Regions from separate parts of the Homo sapiens genome. Here all the other regions are linked to region 1. Evidence: chromatin contacts called from ENCODE Hi-C or POLR2A ChIA-PET data. All regions are on one chromosome and are shown on one strand. The core of a region is the stretch at or near the end of the contact, and the rest is flanking DNA. Distances in the headings are between cores, read along the strand shown.

Region 1 (2,700 bases), core at 19-2,518:
AGTGTTCTGTAAAAAACTACTAGCACTGGAATGACAAATAATGTTTTGTGATACACGAGTTTTCCAAAACTGTATTAGTGAAAAAAACCCAAATTGGAAGCTATTATCTCAGCCTGATTTTTTCAAGGGAATCAGCCCATATCATTTTCAAAAGATTATTCCACCAACATTTACCTTGAACCCTGACATTTACTTACTATACCGACATTATTTGAAAAGTGCATCCTACAAACATGAACCTAGTTCTATTAAACTGTTAATGCTCCCCGTACCTCGCATAAAACCTTAAATTCAACCACACTGATCTATTTCTTGAATTAACAAAATCTGGAGGACACACAGAGGAATGCAATTTGAATAGCACAAGAGACAAATTTATCAATAGTGCAGTAAGATATTTTTTAAAACTATGCTACCGAACTAACGTTCAAGAAAAGGCCATTAAACAAAAGTGTTATCTGCACCCCTCTATCACTTATCCTGCAGATTACACAGAACTCAAAGACACCACCTCTTGGTCCAATCTCCATAATTTAAAGACGAAGGAAACAAAACCCAAGAAAGTTACATTTTAGATTAAGCCAGCTAACATAAGTTGGGACCGGAACTCATTTGGCTACAACGCATGGCTTCTGTCAACTAAGCTGAAAGCCGTATGTTTCTCACTGGGAAGCAAGCAACCAAGACCCGGCCCTTTTTCCCACTCTCTTCTCTGGATCGGCTAGTTCTCGTTCTTCCCCATCCTACAACTCGCGAGCTATGTGATAATCGACGTCGCAGTTCTCAAGACAATTTCATCTACGTTATTCAATTTCACCCTCACAACCTCCTTTAAGGGTGACGGGCCTTAGCCCCATTTACGGATGGAGGCAAAACGCACGCGCGGCTTCACATCCGTCCACCTTCAAGGTGTACAATGTCGATCGTGCCGCCGATCCCTCGGCCTTCTCCCGGTCGCGGAAGAAGAGAAGTGCCCGCAGGCTCCGGTGGCCGAGCCCTTCCAAAATCACCTCCCTTTCTGGAATCTTCTCTTCCCCCGGCCGCTGAGCCAGGGCAGCACGCTCAGCCCGTTAGTAGGCCCTCCTACTTCGCCGCGGCCGCCGCAGCCCTATGCTGACGCTCCCACCTCATTCCTTTCCTTCAGCCCTTACTTTCGCTCCCTCCTTGAGCATCTGGGCAAAGCCCGGAGCCTTGGGAACGTGAAGCGCCATGGCCAGCCTGCAGGAAGCAGTTCACGCGACCGCTCGGAAGACCGCGGAGGAAGCGAGGAGCACGCACAGCCTTCTGGGAAAGCAGCGTGGGGCCGCCTCACGCTCTTCCTGGCTCTCCAATTAGCCCACCCTTTCCCTGCCGCCAGGTCTGAAGCATCGCGAGAAGAGCAACCTCTGTGGCCAGAACCAAGCTGACGATCCCCGATCGGGTCGATCGATAGGGCGGGCCCAGGGAGCCCCTCGGGTTTCTGGCTCACGCACGCGCAGACAGCCCAGGCCGTGAGAGGTTGCTCCAGTCTGTGCTCTCTGACCGTAGTCAGTAGTCACGGCGTTAGATTTTTGCGGTTTTTGATCTGGAAGCCACACATCCTTAGCTTAATTTCCACGTATCTTCCAGACCCAGCCACCAACGTCAGGGCAGGTGTGCTTTTTTTTTCCCGAGGCAGAGCATCTGCCCCATCCCCCAAAATTGTCTCTAGGCGTCCGCTCTGTGTTGGGCACCATAGGAAGCGCTGGGAATGCGCACGATAATTAAAGTCGTCACTAAGAGTAATGTAGTACACATCAAGTGCTCAAGTGTGCCATATTCTGTGTGATCTGCTTTACATGCAGTATCTCTGTTAATGGTCAGTCTTAAAAATTAATGAATTGTCGGTTAAAATACCATTTAGTTTTCCTTCCATAAAATGGAGACGATACCATTAAAAATTAAAAATTAAATGGTACTGTCTCTATTTTGTAGAAGGGAAACTGAAGTTCACAAACTGTAAATAATTTTCCCAAGATCACAGAGCTAGTAAATATTAAAGCTAGAATTCCTATCTAGATCAGACTTATTGCAAAATGCCGGTTCTTAACCACTATCTATATTCCTCTTTTCTACTTCTTCCTGGGAATATAAATCCCTTTTACTCTTTTAAGATCAGATATAAATACATATTTATTTATCTGATTTATATATATAATATACACATTTTATATAAATATATCTGATTTATATATGAATTTATAGATAAATATAAATCCCTTTGGCTTGGTGGCATGCACCTGTAGTCTCAGCTGCTTGGGAGGCTAAGGTTGGAGGATCTGCTTGAGCCTGGGAGGTTGAGGCAGCAGTGAGCTGAGATCATGCCACTGCACTCCAGCCTGGGCAAGAGTGAGGCCCTGTCTCAAAAAAAAAAAAAAATTGCAAAAATGTAAATGCCACTGATATGGTTTGGATTTTTGCAAAAATGTAAATGCCACTGATATGTTTGAATTGCCTGCCCAAATATGATGTGGAATTATAATCCCCAGCTGTTCTTGTGATAGTGAGTGACTTCTCATAAGACCTGGTTGTTTAAAAGTGTGTGGCACCTCCCCACTCTGTCTCTTCCTCCTCCTCCAGCCTTGTAGGATGTGTCTGCTTCCCCTTCACCTTCCACCTTGATTGTCAGCTTCCTGAGGCTTCCCCAGCCATGCTTCCTGTACCGCCTGTGGAACTGTGAGC
Region 2 (2,700 bases), core at 1-2,500, 4.6 Mb after region 1:
AATAACTACTAACTGCTTTCCGAAAACAGCAAAGTGATGAGGAAGAAAGAAGTGGCTGAGAAGAAGTAACAGAGAAAGAAAAAGACACTCAAATTCTAGGAACAAGAAGCAGAGGAGAAAAACCCAACCTGGGAGATTAAGTGGAAGGGCACTCCCAGACCTCTGCCTCCATAAAAGTAGAGGGAGATGCAAACTGAGATAAGACCTACAATCAAAACCCGTCAAGGTCCAGGAAACTGTCCCTCAAATCTAGTCTTACCCACCCCTCAGCGGCCTCAGCTAAGCTAGGCCTGGGCCCGAACAAGTCCCAGGTTAGGGTTCGACGCGAACCACCATCCTCCCCAGGGCTGCACGGTTCTGTGGGGCATCTCTCCACCTTTCGCTTAAAGGCCCGTTTCCCAAGACACAGGACGCGTTTCCCGGGGCTCACCTGCCTCTGAGCCGCCCCAACGGCCTGCACCTTCACCACCGCCACCTTCCAGTCCTTCGTCAGAGAGCCCGCCCCCTGCTCCCATTGGTCAGGCCGCTCGTCACTCCTGAAGGGCGGGGTCGGACTCGCGAGGCTGTCCAGAACGCCATGGCAACCGGTCTCGGAACTACATCTCCCGTCATGTTCCGCTCGGGGGCGGAGAAAGAGGCGAGGCCCCGCCCCAAGGACTACCAATAAATGGGCGAAGTTGGAATCGCCCGGATGGGTTCCGTTTTATGCAAATTTTAGCCGAAGACCACACCCTTCCTCATTCCAACCATAGGCCCGGCCAACCCCTTTGGGTTGTGCTTCGCCTTTTTCCTTTCCACATTATTCTCTCCTTGAAAACCTCCAATAATTAAGTCAATTAAGTGCATCCTATCTAGTGTCTCTCACGGCAACGAGCAGATGCACCGAAATCGTGCAACAAAATCTCCATAAACCACGATAGGCAACCTCAGACCATAAATCTCCTGTTACGCCTACATGGGGAGGAGGGGGAGAGTGCTAATCCTGCCCCCACACAGCCCCTGCTGATTGGCTCATTCGGCTTGTCACTCTGTTGTCTTACATTTCTTTGGCTCACCCTCTTTGGGTTCGCACGGTGGGCGGGGCCAGTGGTAGGGGGTGGTGAGAAGGTGCGGGCCCCTTCTTCCAATTGGCTGGCGGTTTCCCCACCCACTTATGGGCGGAGATGGATGGTGGATGGGGGGCGGGGGAGGCAGCGGAGGGAGATGAGGAGATAGGCGGGAGCGAGGGAGCGAGGGAGGGAGCGAAGGAGGTAGAGAAGAGTGGAGGCGCCAGGGGAGGGAGCGTAGCTTGGTTGCTCCGTAGTACGGCGGCTCGCGAGGAAGAATCCCGAGCGGGCTCCGGGACGGACAGAGAGGCGGGCGGGGATGGTGTGCGGGGCTGCGGCTCCTGCGTCCCTCCCAGCGGCGCGTGAGCGGCACTGATTTGTCCCTGGGGCGGCAGCGCGGACCCGCCCGGAGATGAGGTGAGGAGAGGGCTGCAAGGCGGCGGCCTGGACCACGGGCGGCTGCAGCGGGGGCGGGGGTCGGCGCGGGGGTCTGCGCGATGGCTGCCCGGGGCATCCGTCCCGCGCCCGGCGCTTGTCTCCCCGGCCGCCCTTAGCCCCTCGCCGCGCGCCCGAGAGACGGCAGCGGCTGCCCCTCTGCCTTGTCCTTCCCGTCCTCGGGGGTGGCGGCGGAGTGGCGGGCGGACCCGCACTGGGAGGCCGGGGGCCGCGGTGGGCCGTGGGGTGGCGGCCGCGGGACGGGCGTGGGGATGAATGGGCGCCGCGGCCCCGCCGCCGAGCGGGCTCCCTCCTCTCGCGGGGACCCCGGGCGGCCGCTCCTTCCCGGGCTGACCTCGCTGCCCTCGGCCGCCGGCGAGGGGCGGCCCGGCCTCGCCTCCCGCCGGCCTCCCGGGGACCCGCGTTGGCGGGAGCGGCGCCGCCTCTGCCTGGAGCCCCGGCTCCTTCCTCGGCCCCTCGCTCGCAAGCCTGCAGAATCCTGGGTCAGTGAAGGGCAGGCAATGCCGTTCGGCCCCAGGGCGCGCCGCGGGGCCGCCCCTGAAGGCATTTAAAGGGGAGCGTCTTCCGCGCCCTGTGAGCGCGTCCCCGGGTCCGCCGCGTCCCTTCCCTTCTTACGCACCGACACGGTTTTGTGGTGTGGACCCAAGACACAATTGCAGTCCCTTGCTTGCACGAATGCAATCCGAATTCCCAAAAAAAGGAAACCGGCGAGGAATCGGCCGCACCTTCCTGCGCTTCTGCTTGCCTTGGGATTAGAAAACAACTTCGGAGATTACATTTCCTATGGGCAATCTTTTGTTGTGATTCAGACTCAAGAAGGCTTTGCTTTGGAAGAAATAGATTAGCGGCTTCTCTGTGGAGTTGGAGGCTATAGAGATTTTTATAGCCTCTTCAATATGAAAGTTTCCTCTAGAACTTTGCCATCATCAGTGCTATTCTGAGGGCAGCAGCAACCTGGAAATTTAGATACATGCAGGCTCCGGCCAGATGCGTTTCTTTGTGCTTGTCTGTTGGCATTCTTCTCTTGCTGCTCCTCTTGATCAAAACGTACAGATAATAAAGGCAAGGCCAATGAAGAGGGTAGATAATAACAGCAAATCCCATACAAACAAATGCCTCTAGAAATTCTCAGTTCTGTCAGCGGGGAGGCAGTTTTGCTAATCCCGTGGAACGGATGAAAAGAAAGGCACAGAGATCT
Region 3 (2,700 bases), core at 97-2,596, 4.5 Mb after region 1:
ATGTAAGCTGACAATATACAAAACTAACATTTTTTTGAGCACTTAACCTTGGGCAGGGTACTATTTAAAATGCTTGTCATGAAAGAATCCTATGAGGGAGATACTATTACTATCACCAATTTGCAGATAAGACAAGGAGGCCCAGATAGGTAAATAACTTGCTGGAGGTCACACAGGTAAGAGGGGGTGGAGCCTAACAGAAGCAATTTTGCTTCAGATTCTCTCAACAAGTGAAACGATGATCATTGAAAATTTGAGAAAGGAAAAAAAAAAACCCTGTTAAATTACAGTCTCGGAAGGAACAGCTACTTTAGTGTAACGGGAAAACACATTTTACTTGCCATGTGTATCTGAAATAAACAGATTTTTTATTTTATTTATTTATTTATTTGTTTAGACAGTCTCTCTCTGTCGCCCAGGCTGGAGGGCAGTGGTGTGATCTCAGCTCACTACAACCTCCGCCTCCCGGGTTCAAGCGATTCTCTTGCCTCACAGCCTCCCAAGTAGCTGGGATTACGGGCGTGCGCCGCCACGCCAGGCGAATTTTTGTATTTTTAGTAGCGACGGGGTTTCACTACGTTGGCCAGGCTGGTCTCGAACTCCTGACCTCCAATGGTCAACCCACCTTGGCCTCCCAAGTGCTGGGATTACATCACATCCGGCCAGAAATAAACAGATCTTTAAATCTAGAGCAAATGTTACATCTTTAGTTTGAATATAGCAGTAGTGTGGGAAAATTCTGTTTACTCTAGTGGATCACTGAAAATAGCCTTACTACCCAGTGGTGAGGACGCCTGGGCTCCTGAGTCTCACACAGCGCCTTGGCCTGGGTAGAGACGCTGCCCCATACTAGCAGGAAGACCTTGGGGGACTTCACTAACCTTGGGCCTCATTCCTCAGAATGGGTAACATAAGCAGAATAAGACAGGCAAATAAAGCCGTATCAGAGGATATGGAGAATAAAGTAGAAACCAACTACAAAATTAACCAAGTAATCTGCCAGAGACAACGGGTGCATAAAGAGAAAGTACACCAATTTAGGGTTATGTCCTAAAAATGTATAAAGACACAAAAAGGCCTTGACATCTTAGAAAACAGGAAAAGTAAAAGAGCAAATAGAAACCAGCTAACAGTAGCAAGTGAAAAGCACATGGCCAACCCCCACCCACCGCATTTACAAACAACAGGAAAATTTCTACAAATCAGTTTCTATGGTTTCACTCAGTTCGCGATCTTAAATCCCCAAACCAAAGCCTAAGCGCGCTCCGTGTAAAAGCGGAGGGGGTTTACGCACCGACACCGGGTGGCCACCTGGTTCCCGCTTGCCCGCTCGCCGGAAGTCGGCCCACCGGGACCGGCGCGGGACCAGCGCGGCACCGCCCCTCACTGCCCCGCCCTACGACGGCTTCCCTGCCCCATTGGTCCGCGCGGCCCTGGGTCTCCGCGGCGAGAATCTAGTCTGATTCCCTCCCGCCCTGGGCGCTGCCTGACTGCTCCCCAGCCGAGACACCCAAGCCTTAGCACGTTTATAATGTGACAGTGGTACGGGGTGCCACGCAGTGTTTCCAGGAGCGCCGGGGGGGAGCGCCAAAATGCTAAACCCATTCTTAGCCAATTGTGCGCCGCTCACGAGTCAGAGCTGAGCAGCTACCGCGGAAAAATCTCGTGACACGCCTGACTCCTGATGAGACTAAAATGCACCGGGCTTTGAATGCCGGTCGCTTAGGACATCCGGCCTATTGCTAAAAAAAAAAATGAGGCTGGTTATAGAACGCACTGGGGAAGACACAGGGCAACAGCGAGTTCCTCCTCTCACATGCCAGTGGGGGCGGGGGCTGAAAAATTCTCTCCCGGATGCATATCCCTGTCGAAACTGAACTTGGCGCCACCTGAGAGCGCCTGAAAGCCGTGTGTTAAACACCGGGTTGCCCTTCTTGCTCTTCTTCCTCTTCGCCTTTAATCTCAGGCACTTAGCAAGCCTGTTAAGGCTCCCAAACACTGCTGGGGACTGACAACTTATGCGGACACGGTCGCCTCAAGAGAGACGGCTCCTGTAATGGCGCCTGCGTCAGACACTAACATGGCGGACATAGTCGTGCGCGGCGCAAACGTCAGCACCTCTACCCCAGCCGCTCAGAAACAGCAGAGGAGAGCAGGGCCGTGCTCACTGATTGGTCCCTCGGTGGAGCGGGCCGGACCGGGCATTCCCTTTGGAGCCAATCAGGAAGGCGAGAGACCGAATTGGCCCGTGCGCCTCCTCCCGAGGCATGCTGGGAGCCTGGAGGACTAGCGAGGAGGAGTTGAGAGAACGGAGCGGACGCCATGGCGACCAACATCGAGCAGATTTTTAGGTCTTTCGTGGTCAGTAAATTCCGGGAAATTCAACAGGAGCTTTCCAGGTAAACGCCTCCCAGATTCTTCTGCTCCCAACGGACCGTTAGGCCCTCACCTAGCCTTCTTTGGCACCTTTCTTCGGAGACGCAGTCGTTCCCCGGCTCAGGCCCCGCTAGGGCCCCGCCTGGGCCTGGGATCCATTTTCCGGGCCCCCCCCAACCGCCCCCCCAGCCGCTCCCTTCCTTTTCCCTCGAGGAACTTCGCCTTTTCCGAGGTAACCCAAGACTCCCTGTTTCAGAACCGAGTTAAGATGTTCACCCTTCTCCCCTGTTTGGGTCCCCCCTGCCGTTTAGCTACTCGTAGGCC
Region 4 (2,700 bases), core at 32-2,531, 3.5 Mb after region 1:
GCGTTCGAGACCAGCCTGGCCAACATGATGAAACCCCGTGTCCACTAAAGATACAAATATTAGCTGGGCGTGGTGGTGGGCGCCTGTAATCTCAGATACTTGGGAGGCTGAGGCAGGAGAATAGCTTGAACCCGGGAGGCGAAGGTTGCAGTGAGCAGAGATCGCGCCACTGCACTCCAGCCTGGGCAACAGTAAGACCCTGTCTCTCACACACACACATACCATATATATATATATATATATAATTTATTTATATTTATATATACATATATATAATTTATTTATATTCATATATACTATATATATGGTATTTATTTATATTTATATATATTTAATTAATTAAAATGCAAATGTAAAATTCGGTTGCCTGGCCGCACTAGCCACATTCCAAATGCTCTACGGCCACAAGTGGCCGGCAGCTGCCCAATGGACAGCACAGATGGGGGCCCTTCCACCGCCGGAAAGTTCTGCGGCAAAGCGGGTGCCCTGGAACCTGCGCGGGGTAGGGAGACGGCGCCGCAACGCAACAGGCCGTTTCCAGGGCGGGGAAAGATCACCAAGGCTTCCTCAACTGTAAGGGGCCGTCCCAAAGCCAGGTGGCTCGCTGCTTTACATTGGGCGACTAAAAATAGTAAATTCAGCTTTTAAAAGCCCACCTAGTTCTCATCTCACCCCTCACACGTGATTAATTGCACTAAGTCTGCTGTTCAGCCCGGCCTTTCGGCTCCCTCCTCCCTCCCCAGCCCATTTCCACTTATTCGCAGCACCCCAAATCCTGGCTCCGAGAGGCACCTGGGCCCACCTCCCAGCCCGGGGTGTCAGACAGGCCGGATCTTCTCCGGTTCCTTATTCATCTCCGGTTAACCCTAGTGTCCCGTTTCAACCCCGGCTGCTGCAAATCTCTTCAATAATCTTCACAAACCTGACCCCTCGGCCCACCCTGCCCCTCTTTCTCCATCCCACGCCGGTCTCTCGATCTGTCCGGGATGGGCCCACCCGCGAGCCGCACCTGAGCAGAGGCGCTGCACCTTGAGCCGCCCATTATAGACCCGGGCCACCTGCACCGTGAGCTCCTCCAGCTCGGTACTCCCAGGCGCCTGCAGCAGGAACTGGCTCTCGTCGCCCCGCTTCACGTGCAGCAGAACCATGGCGGTCCCGCCGAGGTACTGAGGCGTTGAGAAGGCCCCGGCTGCGTGGCCCGCGGGTCCTGCCGGCCGAGGGTCGCCGGATCGCCAGCAGCTGCGACGCACTAACAGCCGCTCACAGTCCGGAATCCCACGCTCCCTAGCCCGCGGTGAGCGGGGGAAACGGCACTCGCTCCCGGAAGTGGATGTTGCCAAGAGCAACAGTGAAGCAGAGTTAAAGAGCCGCCAGCTCAAGCTCAGAACCCGAGTGGGGGAGGCTGGGGTGCACCGAGGCCCAGCAATCCAAGCCCGTACGGAGCTGCGGCCGGGGAAACCACCCACACAGTCTGAGAGGACAGCTGATTCTGAGCGGACCGACGGAAGGAGATTCGCAGAGCCCCTTCCCGGAAGTGACTGTTGTCGCGGCAACTGCCAAAACACAGACCAAGTCGCTGAAGGGGAGGGCGGACCTCCCAATCGACTGGTCTGGGGCCCGAGATTTCCACTCAGGGAGATACGTGGGCTGAGATGGGAGTTACTAGATGGGGAACGGGAAATACGGCGGGAACCACAATCGCGCAGTTCCGCAGCTGCCGCCCCACAACCGCTCCACATTCCAGCGTCCCTTCCGCCGCTTTCAGTCTCCACTTCCGGCAACGTTTCCACGCTGTTTCCGGCCTGGGAAAGTTCGGCGGCAGCGACCCAGAACTGAGTCTTGCTGTTCGCTGCTGTTTGCGCGGGTCAGCTTTTCAGGACGGAGGGGCCAGGGCGAGTGTCCGCACTTCTTCGTTCAGGTTGATTTGGATGGCGTTGCTGGGGTAGCTCCAGCGGCCCCTGCCAGAGCGACCCTCCCAGAAATATCCAGCCATCCTCCAGCGGACTCTTGCTGAAGGCAGTCGGCGTCAGTCGCTGTTTATTCCGGGCCCCACAGATCCAGAGTCACTGCTCTCATGGAGCTTATATTTTAGTGTGACAAAAAGAAAACAAAAATAAATGGACAGGCCAGGAGCGGTGGCTCACGCGTGTAATCCCAACACTTAGGGAGGCCGAGGAGGGCGGATCACCTGAGGTCAGGAGTTCGAAAGCAGCCTGGCCAACATGGTGAAACCCCTTCTCTACTAAAAATACAAAAATTAGCCGAACGTAGTGGCGCGTGCCAGTAATTCCAGCTACTAGGGAGCCTGAGGTGGGAGAATTGCTTGAACCCGGGAGGCGGAGGTTGCAGTGAGCCTAGATCGCGCCACTACCCTCCAGCCTTGGCGACAGAGTGAGACTGTGTCTCAAAAATAATAAATAAACAAACGGACAACACAAATTCAAATACAGATCTAAAGAAAACTAAACAGGTTGATGGACTTCTTATGTTTGATGGTCAGGGAATGTACACCTTCTGCGATATTGGGAGTAATATTATCGTCTCCCGCCCTGAATATTTAGAAAAATATCACAGTGGGGTGTACACCCCTGCGATATTGAGAGTAATGTCATCCTCTCCACCCAGGAAATTACTAACAAGGTCACGGAGGGGTGTACTCCCCCTGTGATATTGGGAGTAATGTTTTCCTCCCCAAACCTG
Region 5 (2,700 bases), core at 132-2,631, 3.7 Mb after region 1:
ACACCGTCTCGCTTCACTGTTCCCAAAGTCAGTGCGAAGAAGGCTGGGTATCTGCTACCCCTAATTACTTTTATGGGTAAACTGAGGCTCAGCGACTGCAAGGGACTGGCCCAAGGTCACTCAGAACCAGAGCTGCAACTCCAGGCTTCTGTTCCCTCTCCTAGTATTCCTTTTTACAAACTCGGCCTTCATGGTCGAGGATGCCTGGACAGAGCATCCAAGAAGTGTGGGCGCAGTGACCTGCAGAGGGCTCGGAAAGCATGCCAAGAGCAGCCAGGGGACCCACACCAAGTTGGCCCTGAAACACGCCAGGCAGAAAAGAGGCAGGACAGGGAACACCGAATTTCCCCTGAAACACTCTGAATGCCTGATCTGAGCTCCGGCCCCGTGGCAGAGGAGGTGGTTAAGAAAAGGCTGGGGGCAGCGCGGGAACGCGTCCCTTGCCCGAGCAGAAGGCCGGAGGCTGGGGAAGATTCGCAGCCGGTCGGACGGCAGGGGACTCCGTTCCAGGGCTCCGGGGCTGGGCGTCCAGAGAATACGGGGGCGGGGGACGGGGGCCTGCGTCGGGGATGCGGCCGTCTAAGGGCGTCCGAAGCGCGCACTTTACCTTCCTCCTCGTCCTGGAAGCTGAGCAGGCTGGCCCGGGGCACCTCTTTGTTCTCGCGAGGCCTCTTGCGCGGCTTCAGCCCGTTGCCGGGCTCCGCGCCGCCGGGGAAGCCGCCCCCGGCCTCAGCCCCGAGGCCCGGGGTCAGCGCGGAAGGCGGCGACGGCCCCGGGCCCAGCAGCGACTCCCCGCCAGGGGCCCTGTCGCCGCCACCGGGGCCCGCCTCTTCGCCCGTGCCCGGCGGCGGCAACAACGGCGGCGGCTCCTGCTCCTCATCGCGTTCCCGCTCTTCCTCTTCGGAGTCGTTCCGCTTGCGCACGTTCACCCGCCGGGCCTTTCGGAACATCCCCGCGGCCCGCACGGCGGTCGAATACTCGCTTCCACACCGCGGCCCCGGCAGCGCCGAGCTCGTGACGGCGCACGCGCGCTCTCCGGAGCTCCAGCCGGGTCGAGTCCTCTGTTGCTACCGCGCACCCCACGAGCGCGCATGCGCCTATGCTCCCACGCGCTCTCAATACTTGGAGAAAGAGAGAGAGTGAGAGAGAGAGAGAGAGAGAGAGAGAGAGAGAGAGAGAGAGAGAGAGAGAGAGAGAGAGAGAGAGAGAGAGAGAGAGAGAGAGAGAGAGCGAGAGAGAGAGAGAGAGAGAGAGCGAGAGAGAGAGAGAGAGCCCCACACCTCTCGCGAGAGCGTCGGCTCTTTGCATCGCTCTCTGTCGGAGTGGAGTACTATTAGCATGGAACTCTGGTGTTGTTTGACAGGTCACAAAGAGGATCATAGAGATGAGAAGAAAGAGTAGGCTCTGTTGTCCCTCAGACGGCGCTGCTGCAGTGCGTCTTCGCACTTACGCGGAGCGGTAATGTGAGGAAGCCTCCCGCCAAACAGATGAGGGAGGAGGAGGAGGGGAGAGGCCAGAGAGAGAAGCGGCTTTCGGGAAGGAAAGTGTGATCTAGTAGGTGGAATAGTCCTCTCCAAACTTTGACCTGAGGTGTGACTATTGGTAATTACTAGTTATTCTTGAGTAATACTTTGTATTTCTACAGCTTTATAGCTACAGAGCTCTTAGAAAGACATTGAATTTTATTTATGATACAATGTTACTTCAAAGACATTGAATTTCATTTATGGTACAATGTTACTTCAAAGACATTGAATTTCAGTTATGATACAATGTTACCTGGCTTGATGTCCCCCGTTCCCCAGTCTTTCAGGAACAAGGAAAGCAAAAGTGTTTCCGTGTTTTCTAAAGAATGCCAAGTTTGCAAGCAATTCTATGACTAAATACTTTCCAAAGCTTAGTGAGTTTCAGAAACAAGTGGAAGGAAAATAGAGCAGGGGGTGGGGAAGGTTGTGACAGTTCTCAGACTTGCGTGACAAAGCCCTCGCTGGCCACACCTTCACAGGGTGATTGCGCCTAAGGTTGAACTCACCGGCTTTCCCTATCTCATCACCGAACTAGAAGTTTTTCCTTCGGGCATGCACCTGTGCATGCGAATTCATTTTGATGTTTCGAAATTAAAAGGGTATTCGGTAGAGTGAAAAAAATCCACCCATGTCTGGAAGGCTGTTCACTTCCTCAGTGGCAATGTTAACAGTTTCTTATGATCCTCTAAAGATGTTCCATGAACATAAAAGCAAATAAATATGCATATTTTAATGTGTTCCCCTTTTTACACAGATGGTGTGTAAGCTGCATTTTTAGCCTACCGTAGATTGGAGATCGGCCCATATCTGTATATGAAGGGTTGTGTTTTTTTGGTTTTTTGTTTGTTTGTTTTGAGACTAAATTTCGCTCTTGTCGCCCAGGCTAGAGTGCAATGGCGCGATCTCCGCTCACTGCAATCTCCGCCTCCCAGGTTCAAGTGATTCTTCTGCCTCAGCCTCCCTAGTAGCTGGGATTACAGGCACGTGCCACCACGCCCAGCTAATTTATTTTGTATTTTTGTATTTCACTCTGTTGGCCAGGATGATCTCAATCTCTTGACTTCGTGATCCGCCCGCCTCAGTCTCCCAAAGTGCTGGGATTACAGGCGTGAGCCACCGCGCACGGCCGTCTATTTTTTTTTTTAACCCACCTGCGTAGTGATTCATTGTTGGG

Evidence for each region. A loop is a pair of places that touch in the nucleus more often than their neighbours do. ChIA-PET counts read pairs that join two places held with the same protein, here RNA polymerase II (POLR2A). Pooled maps may share reads with other maps.
Region 2: a loop to region 1 is called in a map of B cell, with 28 times the contacts of the local background. The contact joins the promoter of ITSN1 here to the promoter of CCT8 in region 1. A Hi-C loop is called at or near these places in 1 of 168 maps with a recorded cell type or tissue (B cell), 1 of 37 single-sample maps with no recorded cell type and 12 of 50 pooled maps.
Region 3: a loop to region 1 is called in a map of B cell, with 8 times the contacts of the local background. The contact joins the promoter of GART here to the promoter of CCT8 in region 1. A Hi-C loop is called at or near these places in 2 of 168 maps with a recorded cell type or tissue (B cell and naive thymus-derived CD4-positive, alpha-beta T cell), 2 of 37 single-sample maps with no recorded cell type and 7 of 50 pooled maps. POLR2A ChIA-PET finds 5 or more read pairs at or near these places in 1 of 52 experiments (AG04450).
Region 4: a loop to region 1 is called in a map of B cell, with 30 times the contacts of the local background. The contact joins the promoter of CFAP298-TCP10L here to the promoter of CCT8 in region 1. A Hi-C loop is called at or near these places in 2 of 168 maps with a recorded cell type or tissue (B cell and naive thymus-derived CD4-positive, alpha-beta T cell) and 8 of 50 pooled maps.
Region 5: a map of B cell shows a loop between it and region 1 (11-fold over the local background). The contact joins the promoter of EPCIP-AS1 here to the promoter of CCT8 in region 1. A Hi-C loop is called at or near these places in 1 of 168 maps with a recorded cell type or tissue (B cell) and 12 of 50 pooled maps. POLR2A ChIA-PET finds 5 or more read pairs at or near these places in 1 of 52 experiments (activated naive CD8-positive, alpha-beta T cell).

What each region holds. Positions count from the first base shown.
Region 1 is chr21:29,072,380-29,075,079 of GRCh38, forward strand. CCT8 (chaperonin containing TCP1 subunit 8) reads right to left here and starts at 1,269. Exons shown (of 15, transcript NM_006585.4): 1 at 1,152-1,269. The coding sequence starts at 1,211. RefSeq lists enhancers at 341-1,252, 705-874, 1,253-2,164, 1,325-1,494.
Region 2 is chr21:33,641,251-33,643,950 of GRCh38, forward strand. ITSN1 (intersectin 1) reads left to right here and starts at 1,251. Exons shown (of 40, transcript NM_003024.3): 1 at 1,251-1,463. CRYZL1 (crystallin zeta like 1) reads right to left here and starts at 491. Exons shown (of 13, transcript NM_145858.3): 1 at 431-491. RefSeq lists an enhancer at 230-639 and silencers at 1,110-1,449, 1,460-1,559, 1,880-2,009.
Region 3 is chr21:33,540,771-33,543,470 of GRCh38, forward strand. GART (phosphoribosylglycinamide formyltransferase, phosphoribosylglycinamide synthetase, phosphoribosylaminoimidazole synthetase) reads right to left here and starts at 1,347. Exons shown (of 22, transcript NM_000819.5): 1 at 1,295-1,347. It overlaps SON (SON DNA and RNA binding protein), which reads left to right and starts at 2,268. Exons shown (of 12, transcript NM_138927.4): 1 at 2,268-2,399. The coding sequence starts at 2,323. RefSeq lists silencers at 1,223-1,512, 2,553-2,642 and enhancers at 1,663-2,112, 1,677-2,408, 2,313-2,372.
Region 4 is chr21:32,611,096-32,613,795 of GRCh38, forward strand. It overlaps CFAP298-TCP10L (CFAP298-TCP10L readthrough), which reads right to left and starts at 1,282. Exons shown (of 12, transcript NR_146639.2): 1 at 1,010-1,282. It overlaps CFAP298 (cilia and flagella associated protein 298), which reads right to left and starts at 1,282. Exons shown (of 7, transcript NM_021254.4): 1 at 1,010-1,282. The coding sequence starts at 1,148. RefSeq lists enhancers at 704-753, 1,414-1,523.
Region 5 is chr21:32,770,719-32,773,418 of GRCh38, forward strand. EPCIP-AS1 (EPCIP antisense RNA 1) reads left to right here and starts at 1,382. Exons shown (of 4, transcript NR_024623.1): 1 at 1,382-1,590. It overlaps PAXBP1 (PAX3 and PAX7 binding protein 1), which reads right to left and starts at 1,037. Exons shown (of 18, transcript NM_016631.4): 1 at 608-1,037. The coding sequence starts at 950. RefSeq lists an enhancer at 704-1,693.